Linked DNA regions of Homo sapiens: region 1 is linked to region 2. The links are chromatin loops, found by intact Hi-C in ENCODE. Cell type or tissue: Caco-2. All regions are shown on one strand.

Evidence for each region. A loop is a pair of places that touch in the nucleus more often than their neighbours do. Peaks named below come from ENCODE experiments on the same cell type or tissue, not always from the same donor. Only the 100,000 strongest peaks of a DNase experiment are listed, where the experiment ranks them.
Region 1: it touches region 2 in a loop (4-fold over the local background); 26 of 110 quality-filtered maps call a loop at or near these places.

Annotation. Positions count from the first base shown.
Region 1 is chr6:158,295,402-158,297,901 of GRCh38, reverse strand. It overlaps LOC124901447 (a long non-coding RNA gene), which reads left to right. Exons shown (of 2, transcript XR_007059835.1): 2 at 1-1,130. It also overlaps a transcript of TULP4 not described here. Among named protein-coding and RNA genes, the nearest start is that of TULP4, 16 kb to the left of the region's middle. In Caco-2, no CTCF peak of the experiment used is centred here; DNase peaks (open chromatin) are centred at 21, 901, 1,051 and 1,451.
Region 2 is chr6:158,219,884-158,222,383 of GRCh38, reverse strand. No RefSeq gene overlaps it. Among named protein-coding and RNA genes, the nearest start is that of GTF2H5, 53 kb to the right of the region's middle. In Caco-2, a CTCF peak has its summit at 1,329 (motif pointing left); a DNase peak (open chromatin) is centred at 1,333.

The DNA of each region.
Region 1 (2,500 bases), 76 kb before region 2:
CCTCAGGCTTACTAGAGTGGGAAAAAACTCCGCCCTGGTAAATTTGTGGTCAGACCAGTTCTCTGCTCTCAAACCCTGTTTTCTGTTGTTTAAGATGTTTATCAAGATAATACGTGCACCGCTAAACATAGAACCTTATCAGTAGTTCTGCTTTTGCCCTTTGCCTTGTGATCTTTGTTGGACCCTTATCTGTTGTGGGAAGTCAGGCACCCCGAACAGAGGGACCAGCTGGAGCCGTGGCAGAGGAACATAAATTATGAAGATTTCGTGGACATATATCAGTTCCTAAAATTAATACTTTTATAATTTCTTAAGCCTGTCTTTACTGCAATCTCTGAACATAAACTGTGAAGATTTCATGGACATTTATCACTTCCCTAATAATACTCTCATAATTTCTTATGCCTGTCTTACTTTAATCTTTTAATCCCGTTATCTTCGTAAGCTGAGGATGTACATCACCTCGGGACCCTGTGATGATTGCGTTAACTGTACAAACTGATTGTAAAACATGTGTGTTTGAACAATATGAAATCAGTGCACCTTAAAAAAGAACAGAATAACAGCGATTTTAGGGAACAATGCAAGACAACCATAAGGTCTGACTGCCTGCGGGGTCAGGCAGAATACAGCCATATTTTTCTTCTTGCAGAGAGCCTATAAATGGACGTGCCAAGTAGGAGAGATACCACTAAATTCTTTTCCTAGCAAGTAATATTAAATATTAAGACCCTAGGAAAAGAAATGCATTCCTAGGGGGAGGTCTATAAACGGCCGCTCTGGGAGTGTCTGTCCTATGCGGTTGAGAAAAGGACTGAGATACACTCTGGTCTCCTGCAGTACCCTCAGGCTTACTAGGATTGGGAAACACCAGCCCTGGTAAATTTCAGGTCAGACTGGTTCTCTGCTCTCGAACCCTGTTTTCTGTTAAGATGTTTATCAAGATAATACGTGCACTGCTGAACACAGACCCTTATCAGGAGTTTCTGATTTTGCCTTGTCCTGTTTCCTCAGAAGCATGTGATCTTTGCTCTGCTTTTTTGCCCCTTAAAGCATGTAATCTTTTCCCTGTTCATACACTCCCTCCCCTTTTGAAATCCCTAATAAAAACTTGTTGGTTTTGAGGCTCAGGGGGCATCATGGACCTACCAATATGTGATGTCATCTCCGGCAGCCCAGCTGTAAAATTCCTCTCTTTGTACTCTTTCTCTTTATTTCTCAGACCGGCTGACACTTAGGGAAAATAGAAAGAACCTACGTTGAAATATTGGGGGTGGGTTCCCCCGATACTTATCAGTAGTTCTGCTTTTGCCCTTTGTCCTGTTCCCTCAGAAGCATGTGATCTTTGTTAGACCCTTATCAGTAGTTCTGCTTTTTGCCCTTTGAAGCATGTGATCTTTGTACCTACTACCTGTTCTTACACCCCCTTCCCTTTTGAAACCCTTAATAAAAACTTGCTGGTTTGAGGCTCAGGCAGGCATCACAGTCCTACCAATATGTGATGTCACCTCCGGCGGCCCAGCTGTAAAATTCTTCTCTTTATACTGTCTCTCTTTATTTCTCAGCTGGCCGACACTTATGGAAAATAGAACCTACGTTGAAATATTGGGGGCGGGTTCCCCCAATATGGGAGGATTGCTTGAGCCCAGGAAATCGAGGCTACAGTGAGCCATGAGGAAAAGGGAAGAGAAAAAGGAATGGGAAGGGAAAGGGAAAGGAAAGAAAGGAAGGAGAAAATAAGAAAAGGAAAGGAAAAAGAGAAAAAAGGAAGGGGAAGGAAGGATCTTATGAAAGAATACCTATAATATGAATCAATTATATGAAGTTCAGAAACAAGCCAAACTAATTTTATCAGTTAATAGAGAATACATTGGTGGTACGACTAAAAATTAAAAAGAAAAAATATTACAAAAAGCAGCATGTTGCTTATTTGGGGGGTGGCTATTGTGAGCCGGGAGAGGCACACAAAGGTGTGTTGCTTGTATGCTGGCCATATTTCTTTTTTTCTTTTGAGACGGAGTCTCATTCTGTTGCCCAGGCTGGAGTGCAGTGGTGCAATCTTGGTTCACTGCAAGCTCTGCCTCCCAGGTTCGTGCCATTCTCCTGCCTCAGCCTCCCAAGTAGTTGGGACTACAGGCATCCGCCACCAGGCCCGGCTAATTTTTTTGTATTTTTTAGTAGAGATGGAGTTTCACTGTGTTAGCCAGCATGGTCTCGATCTCTCAACCTTGTGATCTGCCCACCTTGGCCTCCCAAAGTGTTGGGACTACAGGCGAAAGCCACCATGCCTGGCCAATGCTGGCCATATTTCTTTACCTGGGTGGTAGTTACGGGGTGTTCACTTTATTCTTTATTACATATATACACTTTATAACATATGCTTCTGTATGTATATCTCACAACAAGTAAGTTTTGTTTTTTTTTTAATTTGAGAATTTTTTAACTTGAGAAACTTGATATAAACAGGTTTAACAAGCTGTGAACTACATTAGGCATCAGA
Region 2 (2,500 bases):
AGCCTGGCCACATCCCCACATCCTGATTGGGCTGTGCCAGTGGTTCCCACCATGTGGTCCCTGGCCCAGCAGCAGAAGCAGTCATGGGGATTGTTAAAAATGGACATTTTCAGGCTCCATGCCAAACTTCCTGAATGAGAGCCCTGCTGTTGGGGGCCTGAACAGTCCGTGGTTTAACACACTCCACAGGTGATTCTGATGCACACCAAGTTTGAGAGCCATTGGTATAAGCAAATCCTGCCAATGCTATTCTCTTTCCTTAGAAACAGGCAAATGATCCAGTTCTGGTCAGTTACGCTCGGGGGGGGTACCGTACTGGGAAAGCCTTTCAGAAACCGTTTCTTAGCCTTTATTTTTTTAATTTTATGTATTTTTTTTTTCAGATGGAGTCTAGCTCTGTCACCCAGGCTGGAGGGCAGTGGTGCAATCTCAGCTCACTGTAACCTCTGCCTCCCAAGTTCAAGCGATTCTCCTGCCTCAGCCTCCTGAGTAGCTGGGATTACAGGCACATGCAACCACGCCCGGCTAATTTTGTATTTTTAGTAGAGACTAGAAATGGGGTTTCACCATGTTGGCCAGGCTGGTCTCGAACTCCTGACCTCAAGTAATCCACCCACCTCGGCCTCCCAGAGTGCTGGGATTACAGGCATGAGCCCCTGAGCCCAGCCCGTTTCTTAGCTTTTGAAAGAGGCATAAGGACTCTCCCTTTCAGGGGGTCTTTGGGTCAAATCGTTTTCATAATAATAGTAAGATGTCATTTCCACTCTCACCTCTTGCGAGTGTACGCTGAACTCTTCCAGAGGCTATGTGATGATGTGCAATGTACAACAGATTGCATGAGAAGCAGATAGGAGAAACCGCCTGTCCTCACTGGAGCCCACATCAAAGACATGTAAAAATGTAAAACAGTGCCACCTTCTCACTAAATTTTTTATATAGTTTTTTAATAATTTTTAATAGTTATATAAATTTATTTGTATAAGTTTATATAGTTATATAAATTTATTTGTATAAGTTTATATAGTTATATAAATTTTTTATAGTTATTTTTGTCATAAAAATGTATGGTGTATGTTAACGTAATAGATTTATTATTTTTTAAATAATAAATCAATATTTTAAAATTTTCAGTTTATTATTTATAAAATGGTAAATATTGATTAACATTACATATATGTATTTTATATATATATATATTTTTTAATTTTTTTATTTTTTTATTTTTTTTTAAAGCTCTTTGGCGTCTTGGTTTTTAAGCCTGTGATAAGGAAGTAGTCCTGAGTCGGAGAACCGCTCCTCCAGGAAGGCTGCGGTGCCCGCGGCTGCTGCTGCCACCTTGTGGCCGTGAGAGGACACAGCCAACACAGTGAGGCCGGAGGACCAGAGACAATGGCCAGGTCACTGTCCCTCTGAAACAGCCAACCTGTGTATGTGCCACATGCCTTCACCATCTTTAAACCTCTTGTTCTCTGAGATGAGAAACTCCCTTGTTCCTTAAACAATTTTAGGTTGGGCTTTCTCGTACATACAAAATCTTCCCAGCTGTTTCAAGTTTGCCCTGAGGACCTCAGTAATTTTTTTTTTTTTTTGGCAATGTCTCCTTCTGTCACTCAGGCTGGAGTGCAATGGCACGATCTCGGCTCACTGCAACCTCCACCTCCCGGGTTCAAGCGATTCTCCTGCCTCAGCCTTCCGAGTAGCTGGGATTACAGGCGCGCACCACCATGCCCGGCTAATTTTTGTATTTTTAATAGAGACGAGGTTTCACCATGTTGACCAGGCTGGTCTCGAAGTCCTGGCCTCATGTGATTTGCCCACCTCGGCTTCCCAAAGTGCTGGGATTACAGGCCTGAGCCATTGCATCCGGTCCTCAATGACTTTTCTATGCACTGTTTGTTACCAGGTCTTTGTGGATGATGACACTATTTTCCAAATGAAGACACTGAAGCCTTAAGACAAAACTTTAAAAAAAAAGATCATAGATTGAAATGTGATAAAGGTGTCATTCATGAAATTAACAGAAATCATCAGCACTGTAAAAAAGCAGATGTCAAAAAGACAAAACCTAGTGAAAATACACTGGCACTCACATGCTCTTAGGAAAGTAAGCCTTCTAATTAGGACTGTGTGCCATTATCACTTCTATTTTGCAAAATTGTCCATTTTTATGTAAATGCTAGCCATTTTCAGTTTTACTCAGTAAAAAACTTAGATTTTGTAACTGCAAACTTCATACTCTGCAACTGATGTTTATTAATAGGACCAATGGATACAAATGTCATGTCATAACTTTATACTGTAATTAAGCATTGCTCCAAAGAGAATCACTTAGCAGACACTGAATAAATAAATTTTGTTATATTAAAAAAAAGCCACGCACTGTAGCTCAGCCTTGTAATCCCAGCAATTTGGGAGGCCTAGGTGGGAAGATAGCCTGAACCAAGGAGTTTATATATATATGTATTATATAACATATATAATACATATGTTATATATGTTA